Regions from separate parts of the Mus musculus genome. Here region 2 is linked to region 1. The links are chromatin loops, found by intact Hi-C in ENCODE. Cell type or tissue: left cerebral cortex. All regions are shown on one strand. Each heading gives the region's core, and the rest is flanking DNA. Links, peaks and the distances in the headings are about the cores only.

Evidence for each region. Hi-C counts contacts between places; a loop is a spot of excess contacts. Peaks named below come from ENCODE experiments on the same cell type or tissue, not always from the same donor. Only the 100,000 strongest peaks of a DNase experiment are listed, where the experiment ranks them.
Region 2: it touches region 1 in a loop (4-fold over the local background); 13 of 42 quality-filtered maps call a loop at or near these places.

What each region holds. Positions count from the first base shown.
Region 1 is chr10:42,629,104-42,634,477 of GRCm38, forward strand. No RefSeq gene overlaps it. Among named protein-coding and RNA genes, the nearest start is that of Ostm1, 47 kb to the right of the region's middle. In left cerebral cortex, for the core only: no CTCF peak of the experiment used is centred there; DNase peaks (open chromatin) are centred at 2,069, 3,551, 3,614 and 3,687; H3K4me3 peaks cover 1,602 bases.
Region 2 is chr10:42,321,026-42,326,399 of GRCm38, forward strand. All of the region lies in intron 10 of Afg1l (AFG1 like ATPase), which reads right to left. Among named protein-coding and RNA genes, the nearest start is that of Foxo3, 47 kb to the left of the region's middle. In left cerebral cortex, for the core only: no CTCF peak of the experiment used is centred there; a DNase peak (open chromatin) is centred at 2,058.

The sequences.
Region 1 (5,374 bases), core at 88-5,087:
GAACTAAAGGCATGTGCCACTCTGCCCAGCTGGGTCTGTAGCCTTTAAAAGTGTGCCTCCAGCCCACCCTTGACTTGGCTGTCTCCGTTTGGCCAAAATCAAATTATTCTCAACAACCAGTTACTACAGCGAAATAGTGTTGTTATCTTGGTTTCCACTGAAACAGAGGTGTCAGTTCTATTGGGTCATGGTCTCCAAGTTGGGGCTACCAGAACTGAGGGGACAAGAGATCCCCTGCTTCCAGAAGTTAAATTCTCTCACTGCGCACCTGTCAAGGAGTGTTACTTGTTCCTAGCACAGAAGTAGTGTCATTAGGGTGTCACTGAGAATAAAAGCACGGGGACAGGCACCTGTGTTCTGTCACTCGGCACCAGGACACAGTGCAGGGCAGGGAAGGCTGGATGGGAGGTGTTGTTGGTCCATACTTCTGATGGTGTCCCTTGGCTCGTATGTCAGATACTGGAAACAGGAGTGAGAGACACAAAGAGGCAAGGAGTGTGCCACTGCTTTCCAGAACAGCAAGGGACAAACAGCTCTTTATTGCGGCAAGTACTACCCAGCATCCTTGCCTAGCTCCACAGCCTGTCCTGAGTCTGTCCTTTGCCCTCTCACCAGCCTGCCTCGGCTCTACCTACCCTAGGCTTTGCTTGGTTTCTCTACATGTCTCTTCTTGGGGTCTCTGCACCCTGGGATGGCTTCAGGAAAGTGTCTCTTGGGAAAGCAGGGCAGTGGAGTTAGGGTGGAAATTGACAGACAAGAGTTGGGGATGCGCTTCGAGGAGTAGCTGGGGAAGTTTCGTAGGAATGGGGAAATGGGCTGGTAAGATTAGATTGCTCAGTGGGTAGGGATGCCTGACAACTGGAGTTCCAGTCCCTAGGACCTTCGTGGTGGAAGGAGAGAACTGACTCCCCGGTGTGCAGGAACCCTTCTAAGCCCTTAGAGCTGAGCTTACCTAGGGCAATAAAGAACAGGAGCCTGCAGGGAAGCTCAATGGGTAGATGCACTTGCTGCCAGGCCTGACAACCCAGAGTTTGATCCCTAGGTCTGATTGGTGGGAGGAGAGAGCCGACTCCTGCAAGTTGTCCTCTGACCTACACATACACTCTTACAAGTGCGCGCGCACACACACACACACACACACACACACACACACAAACTGATACATATGTGTAACAAAAACATTTTTCTTAATTAGAAGAGACAGACAGAAAAACAGACAGAAAAACAGACAGACAGACAGACAGTCCCAGAAACTGGGAGGACATGATCTGCTGGAGTGAAGAGATTTTCCTTGGGAACCTGGCTCAAGTTGCTTCTCTGGGCTTCAGAATTTGTGAAATACTTTATTCCTTGAAGTTCAGGTGCTTAGAGAGCAGCACACCTAGAGAGGAGGAACTCCTAGGAGATAGCCCAGGCAGCTGCTAGGGTGGGCAGATAGGGGCTCTTCAGAACCTGGATGTGTGTGTGGGGTGTTGTGTGTGTGTGTGTGTTGGGGGGGACTAGAAGCCAAGGGCTAAAGGTTCAGTGCCGTCCAGGGAGGCATTGGTGGCCTACCAAGGCCAGGTCAAATCCCTCTGCAATATTACAGGACAATCTGACCTCACTTCTAGCCTGACTTCAAGTACCCACTGCAGGGGAGAAGGCTGGAGTGGCCAGCAGTGGGGAAGGCCAGGAGGGATGCTTTCAGAGAGTGGGGGAGGGGAAGAGCTGCGGGCTCTCTTTGGATTGCCCAAGTGTCAGAACAAGCCCCTCATGCGGGTTTTTTTTTTCCCTCTAGTGACCCCATTCTGCCCCATGGATGTCACTTTTTCTTCTTGTTCCTTTCTTTCTTCGAGCTGCTGGGGAGAAGAGAGTCTAGGGAGGTGGGTAGGAGCATTTTTTTTTTTTCACACGAGCCCTCAGAATTACAGTTCACAAACTATTCAGTAAACTGACCGGCCTCAACCTCCCCTTCAGCGGCCTAATCTAAGGGGTGGATCTACGTGTTTTGTTGCCTGTCAGGAACAATCGCAGCGCGGCCCATTACATTTACAGCACGTCGCCCTTTAATTGGTGTAACACGCCGAGGCCTGAAAGAGAAGGGGCCTACAAAGGCAGCGTGAATGAGCCCCGACTCACACAAAAACACTCTGCAGAAGTTCAGAGCTGGCCACTAACAAGGAGGTAGGGAGTTAGTTTGAAAAGAGGGTGAAGTTCAGAAATGTGTACCTTGAGAAGCGTCCCATCAAAGCAATGGTCGCATTGACAAGCTGCAAAGAAAAAAGTTAAACCATCAGTGCGGACCTGCCTTGCTGGGTTTCTTCTTGCACTTGAGGAGGGCCCAGGAGAGGGGCCCTCTTCCTCCTGCGCCCCCCCCCCCCAGGCTCGCTGCTTCTCTCCTCCAGAGAGTTGGATTTTTTGATGTTGTTGTTGTTTTTGTTTTTTGTTTTTTAAAAAGCTGGAATGATAAACATACCTTCCACCCCTCGACTGAGATATTTTATTTTAAAAAATACCTGAATTTTCATTTTAGCAGATCCCACGAGGCTATGGGAACAGCGGGTTGTTCTCGCACCCCTGTTTGTGCTCCTTTCTCGTTTTTTTTTTTCTGGGGCGACATCCTCCGTTGTGGGGCTCAGGGAGGGCGAGGGGGAAGGTGTTTGCTAATGCTCTGTGGGAAATGCTTTGCCCGTGGGTGGACTCCCGCAATGGCAGAGGGCGTTTGCGCGCGCCCTTTAGAAGCGTTTGGCTCGGTCCGATGCGGCCTGGAGATATTTTGTTGCTGTCCAGGGGAAGGAGGACGCCGCTTTCCCTCCTTCTCTCTGCCTTACCCAGAGAAGACCCCTGAGTGTGGAAGAGCGCGTTCCCACTGTGCAAAAATGTGGCATGCTTAGAACAAACTGTCGGTGCGTGCAAAGGCCAGGGGTGAGGGTTAGGGTGGCTAGGTGGTACCTCAGTTGTGTCCTCCCTCCCGTGCCCCTATCTCTGAGATGACCTGGCTCCTCAAAATACCTTCTGGGTTCCACAGGCCTGAAATCACCCAAAAGTGGTGGTGCCGCGGTGGGTCTCCCTAGCCACCCTCTCCTGCTCCCTGATCCTGGTTTAAGACTGTGGGGGCTCAGTCCCTCGCCTGCTCTGGCGGGACACCTCGGCGCCCCGCTCCTCTGGGGAGCTCCCTAGCGCCCCGAGTCCCCCCCCACCCCGCCTCCGCGCCGCCCCACACTCTTCGCCTTTGTCTTGCAACCGGACCCCCGCCCCTCCGGCCGCTCCTGTGAACTGCCTGCCCCGTGCGAAGGCGGGGGTACTTTTCAATGCAGCGCCGCAGCTCCCTCCAGATTTGTAATCCGCCAAAAAGCCGCTGATTGCTGCAATCGTTACTTTTCATTAAAAAAACTTAGAAGCAATTTGGGAGAGCCCTTCTCAATGAATACATTTACCCCCGAACGGTCTTTATTCTCCGACTCCACTTGATGAGTTTCTCTGGCGAATCCGTTCTTACAGGCACAGAATGGGCAATCCCTTGATCCCCGTCAATTGTCATCCCGAGTCGGGGCCACTTTGACCGCCAATAGTGGGGAAGTCAGAGCTAATCCTCAGAAGGAATCACGGGAAAAGAAAAGCAACAATAACCAAGTCAAGCGTAAAAAATGAAAGAGAAATCTCTATTATCACTCAGTACATTTCCCAGCTATGTACTGAAAAAATCAGCTCGCTTGTCATTCGAGTCAGACACCCGCAGAAGAATATGGGGTCGTGGTGGGTTGGTAGACTCACACGACGTCAGGAGAGATGTTTGAGAGCGAAAGGCCTCTCCTCTGCTTCTGCCAAATCCCCCTCACATCCGCCATGACCATTAAATACAGACTGACTTTATTCTGTATGGGGAGGCCCAGGGGTGGCTGGCGAGGGAGCCCCCAACTGTGCACAGATACAAAAAAAAAAAAAGAAAAAAAAAAAAGAAAACCCTTGCAGAGCGGGGTGGGGGGAGTGTGGAAGCCAAGGATACACAACTCTCCCGCCCCTCCCGCTAGGGCCGGCTTGGCGACTGTCCCCCTCAAGGGCGCATGTGCTCTGTGCACGCGCTGCTGGTCCCCGGGTCCTGGCCGGTGTCAGGGCAGCTCAGGCCAGACCTGAGGGAGTAAGCCAACACGGCCATTTCCCACGCCGACACCTACAGTACTCAACACTGGCCTAGGCGCCCATTGCTGGGGCTGGGCTGGGGACAAAGTTCTCAAATGGCCGAGGTCAAGCGGGTTCCAGCCCAGGCGCGGCCAGAGCATCTCGGGAGGGATCGCTTTAACAGCTCCAAAGAGCTCCCAGATCAAGGTGCGAGGACCATGACCAGTATCACCTTGGGTAGCTGGCCTAGGAAGGAGGCGAAAAGCTCAAAGGGCCTGGGTCTGACCGCACCTTGTGGGTGCAGAGAAAAGTCTTTTGGTTTTTGGAGTGCCCAAACTTTACTTTCAGTTTCTCAGTAGGTGCAAGGAACCTCCTGCAGCCTAAAGGTTACTCTGCCTTTCCCAGAAGCTCCCGGGTGGAGGGCACTTCCTCTTCTCTTAGCTGGACCTGGAGGAGTCTGAGAGGTACGGCTGCAGCTGGAGTTGCCGCTCAGTGTTTGGGGTCACCCTAGTCAACCAAACCCGCCCTTGATGCCTGAAGCCTTATTCATCTGGGGAACCGCTCGGACCTGTCACTTCCCACACCCACCACATTACATGTGTTTAAGTTACATACATCACTCCCAAGCACAGCCTATTCATATCATATATTCAGAAAAACCTGTTCATGCGGTAACAAACTTCTAAACATACTACACAAGAGCTGGCCTCATCTGCACGAGTATACACACGCACGCGCGCGCGCGCGCACACACACACACACACACACACACACACACATACACGCTGAGCCTGTACACTACTGCAACACTAGCTGTGCATTATGGTCCCCAGGGTGTCCAGACTGAGTGTCTTTGGGCTTTGGCTGAGGGATCTAGACCTCCTCTGGGGTTCCCCACTGGGGCGAGTGCCTGGAACTTCTCTGAGGGCCTTCTGTGCTCAGTCTCTTCACCTGCTAGACTGGTAGAGTCGGGCCTGTTCAGGAGCTCCTCAGACCAGATCAGAGATCACACCAAGACCTATGTGGTAGGCCAGCTCACATAGGCACCAAATACTGGCCAAATGACCCTTTAAGGGAGGTGGACAGGATGCCCTCCAGTGGACGCAGGAATGAAGGTCTGAGATGCAGAGAGTAGAAGATAAACCCCCAAGGATCCCCATCCCTGCCGTGCTGAGTAAGGAGGAAGGTGGAGTGAGCCTGGCTGATACCTACAAAGGACATTCAATCCTACCCAGACTCTCACAAACGAACCTACACTTGGTCCGTGGTCTGGAAA
Region 2 (5,374 bases), core at 69-5,068, 310 kb before region 1:
AGAGAAGAACGGGTGTACTAATTAGTGAAGACGTTTCCAAAGGATGTAAGCGCCAATAAAATGGATTTAAAATATAAAGTGGGAACTTGTGAGCCGGGGCAGGGCTTGGCTGGTGGAGTGAGTACCTCACATGCAAAAAGTCCCATCTAGCCCTGTGGAAAGTCGGTGTGGTGACCCCTGGGTCTCAGCACTTGGAGGGTGGAGGAAGAGGATCAAAGCCAAGGTCAGCCAGGGCTACAAAGTGAGCTTGAGGTCGGCTTCAGACACTTGAGACTCTATCTCCAAAAACCATGAAAAAAAATGAAAACAGGCCAGGTATGATGGTGCATGCCTTTAAAATTCCAGTACTGGGAGGCAGAGAGAGGTGAATCTCTTTAAGTTCAAGGACAGCCTGGTCTACATAGTAAGTTTCAGGATAGCCAGGGCTACATAGAGAGATCTTGTCTCAAACAAACAAACAAACAAACAAACAAACAAACAAAACCCAAACAAGCAAAAAAGGAAGAAACAAAGAGGGTTTTTGCTTAGTAAATATTTTACATAGTGGCTTTGTTTAAATGTCTATAATACTGAAAGGAAAATTCAGGACTGACTCTGGTGAGCTACACAAGTGCTTATTAATTAGAAAAGTTATGTTTCATCAGGCAGGGCAATGGAGGGGTTGGAGATGCTGGGCCCGTTCCTTGTAGTCAGGCAGCCTTGAGCAGACTGCTCTGAAGTTTGGTTTCTTCACCAGTGAAGGAGATTCCATCTAGCAGGCTTGTCCTGAGGACTCAATGTCTTGACTACCAAGTACATACTCAGGAAATGCTGGTCGCTTACAGATTCACGGAAGAGGGCGCATGGGACACTCCTTAGCATGCCACGTTCAGTGCGCAGCTATGACCCAGTAACAATTCAGTAATCCTTTCATGAGGTCATGAGGTCAGGTAGCCTCAGTGAGCCAACATCTGTACTGACCTGGTCTGTCCTTCAGGAAAGGACATTGCTGCCTCCACTCTTCCTACCATGCTCTACATGGCCTCTGCCCATCAAGTCCTATGTAGGTGACAAACAGCTTCTGTACCAGACCTTGTCCTCAATGCATGGCCAGGGGGCGGAGCCCAGGCCTCCACTACGCTCGCTCTAACACGGTGCACAGAATGTAGGAAGTGCGTAATATTTATGAAATGAGTAAGTAGAGACATATACTGATAACATACAAGCCTGCCAGGAGAGAAGCCCAGTTCTTTCTTTAGAACTCATTGGTCTCCAAACACAGACACACAGACACAGACACACAGACACACAGACACAGACACACACACACACACACACACACACACACACACACACACACACACATACACACACCATATTTCACTATATAGCTTTGGTGACTTAGACTTTGCTCAGTCAATCAGCCTGGCCTCAAACTCACAGAGATCCATCTGTTACTGCCTCCCGGGCGCTGGGATTAAAGGTGTGTACCACCATGCCTAGCTACCCGATAACTATTTCTCACTCTATAACATACAGAATCAGATGTTTTCACTGAAAACATATTGCTGCTGATAGTGCTGTAATACACAAACGGTATCACTTTTGATGTATGCCAGTCATCATGGAGACTATAGGAGACTATACATAGACAGTGCTGCCATGCAATCCCTTGCTTTCTGGCATTCAGTGTTTAAAACGTTTGGAACCATTCAATGCAATTCGAAAAATATTCTAGAAAATTACAAGTTAAAACCTCTGACATGTTTTTTGGAGAAATGCAGGATGCCCATGTGGGGTGTGGACGCCTGGGAACGGCTCCACGTGTTCCTGCTTGCTTGTCTATGCCCGTATGGACTGTGATTACCCAGCTATACTAAGACAGGAAGTGAAGGGATCTGCCCACTCTTCAGCCCCGGTTTGTAATCCGGGGCCATTAGAACGTGGCATAAGACAGTTTCGAGTTCTAAGCTTAGGTCTCAGCACCTAAGGCTCTTGCACACCTAGATCAACTGCTGCAGAGAACGCAGGAAGGCTGATTGCCTTGACGAGAACGGACCCTGGACTAGCATAAAGCTGGCAGGTCCCCAAACAGACAAGAGTCCAGCTCAGATCAGCAAAACTGCAGATGCCAAAGCTAGTCCAACAGCGATCAAAAGACCGTCCCAGCTGACCAGGACATCAGAGGGCAGGAATGAATGCTTATTGTTGTAGTCCACTGAGTTTGGGGAGGATTCATTATGCAGCAATCGCTAAAGGAACCATGCTCACCAGCGAGAGCTACTACAGAATTCCGTGTTCTCATTATTGATAACAAGTTCAGCACATGTAGAAAAATTTGGTCTAGATTTCCCAGTTCTACATTACTGGTAAAAACATGTAACTATATATTCAGTGATTTATTTGATGCCGCTGACTCCTGTATTGACCTCAGATTTCATGCCACAGTATACATCTCATTTCCAGAAATAAATATTATGATTTACTACATACAGGAGTCAAGTAAAAAAAAGTTAGGAAATTATGTAGCACCCTGGCAGGATGCAGGAAGACTTGGGAGCGAATGACTGAAAGTGCAGAGTAGCGAGAAAAGAATGGGCCGATGTGAAGAGAGTGCTAGGGGAGAGCAGCATCTTAGGAGCACGCCAACAGAAATATGAATGTGGGGTTTAAATGACAATTCACAGAACGAAATCTACATGAAGTGTCAGGGCTACGAGGTAAGAGCAGAGGAGCCATAATCGCTGAAGAAGGATGACGTGATAGCGACAGGCCATGTCTCACATACTGGCCTCGCAAAGGAAATAAACAGCTGCTCCACGCAGGCAAGCACATGACCATGCCTGCAGCTCACTGAAGACAGAGTTTATCCACTTATTCCAGAAAACAACATGTCAGACTCAACGAAGAGCCTTTTACAAGGTATAAACTTGACTCAGCCACCTAGAAATCAGAAGGACAAAGGAATTGAGATCCAACAAAAGACTGCACAGGGACACTTGGGGCTGTGTGCACAGGGACACTTGGGGCTGTGTGCACAGGGACACTTGGAGCTGTGTGCACAGGGACACTTGGAGCTGTATACACAGAGACACTTGGAGCTGTCTGTGCACAGGGACACTTGGAGCTGTGTACACAGAGACACTTGGAGCTGTCTGTGCACAGGGGCACTTGGAGCTGTGTGCACAGGGACACTTGGGGCTGTGTGCACAGGGACACTTATAGCTGTGTGCACAAGGACACTTGGGGCTGTCTGTGCACAGGGACACTTGAGGCTGTGTGTACACAGGGACACTTGGGGCTCTGTGCACAGGGACACTTGGATTGGTGTGACCAAACTTGACCTTGACATCTGATGGGGAACCTGAGTGAATAAGAAGACATGCAGATGGGACGTTGCCAACAACAATGGTGTTCATAAAAATATTTTACGGTATGGAGACACACCTATGTGAAACATTGAGTGGAAGAAATGTAGTGAAAGTTTACAGCTGTGTTAAGACCTGTGTTTCGCCCAAGCCATGTAAGCAGGAAAGGGACCAACTGCTACCTGCAAGTACATTAAGCTTTGTGTTTAAAGAGCTTCTTTTAAAAAAAAATTCCATATTTTATAAAAGAAGCAAAATACATTATGACAAAAGAGAATAAAACAGAATGATGATGTTAAGCAAGGCTAAATATCTTTACTAATTCCTATTTATAATTTGAACACCATGTATGTGGTGGTGGTGGTGGTGGTGGTGGGGTGTGTGTGTGTGTGTGTGTGTGTGTGCATGTATGCTCACATGCACATGCATGATGTGTCTGAGTAGCCATGTGGAAGTCAGAAGACAGCTGTGGAGTCGGTCCTGTCCTTCCACCTTTAGCTGGTTCCAGGGATCAGACTCGGACTTCCAGGCTCCCATGAGTGCCTTCATCTGTAGTACCTCTACCTCCTATGCCATCTCACAGTTTCAGCTACCCAGTCCCCTGCATACTTCCCAATACTGATGTAAAGTCAATGTGTAAAATATTCAGCACAAATACAAATACAAATACAATCACATACCACATGATGATGTTTTTGATCAATGGTGGGTTATATACAACAGGGGTCCATGAAATTATAAAGGAGCTGAAAATGCCCTGTATCTTAGTAGCTTTCTGTACCCTTTCCACCTTCCCATGCAAACACTTGCTCCTGTGTTTCAAGCATCTTTGGTATGTATTCAGTGCAGTGACCCACTGTGCAGGTTGGCAGCTCAGGAACAATAGATTCTCCATTGAGCCTATGCTTTCGTGAGCACGTCCTATGGTGTTCACTTGACAAAACTGCTTACTGAAGCATTTCTCAGAGCCCGTACTGACGTTAAGGAGTACGTGACTGCACTGAAAAACTTGGAAGGTTCTAAATCTCCTTAGGTTCGCCATTGTCACCTTTACTATATCGCTGTACAAGACTTGGAGGCTCAGAGGGGCACCACTACCTTACCTTCTTCGGTCCCTAGCAGAAAGGAACAAAGGCTTGCGTTGTATGTAAGTCATAAACACAAGACTTCCTCCAGCTGCCAATAATCTCAGCATTGGGCAGTACAGGCAAAGCGACTAGGAGGTCAAAGTCATCCTTTGATACGTAGTAGGTTTGAGGCCAGCCTGGGATGGGTGAGACTCTGTCTAAAAAGATTATACGAACAAAAGACTTCTAAATCAATTATAGCTTGGATGAAGAGTAATACTAAATCCTGTAAGAACTCTGAAGGCTCTCCGACCTTCTGACCACAGTAACGTAAAATTACCCGGCATCCCCGGGATGCCATGGCAGCTGCGGGTACCTGTGCTTTTACCTTGCAGCAGCTCATCCTCCTGCGTGCATAAGCCGCAGCATAGGATACTTTCTGAAACCATAACTGATATTGTGAATTCATGCCATGTGCCCTATGAATAATTAAAACCCATGATTACTTCTGAGTACTAAATGGCACTTCACTTAGTAGTATCCTTGAGTATGTTATTCAAGTAGCATTATCTACAGCGGGTTCTTCTGCGAGATAATGATGACATTCTCCGTCTTTCTACCTGAACAATTAAAAAGTTTAATAGTCTTTGATGTGCCTGGTTATCTGGATAATTTTCGAGACAGGAACAATTAAAATCCACTTATTCGATGGTTTGTGCATTCCCCACTATTGTCTCAAACTCTTTGTTTCTGTGGAAACCTGATGGAAACTTAAGGAACTTTAAATCTATAATGAGTTTGCAAAGAGCGTTTGTTTTCCTTAATTACCGGGAGTGTACAGCTGCATCACACGTAGCAGTTTCTCTGGCAAACTTTGAGGAATAAAGAGCTCGCTTGCTGGCATCTTTCTCCTGTGTGAGGCAAAGCACAGCTGTCTGCTTTGGGTTTGACCCTGGTGCC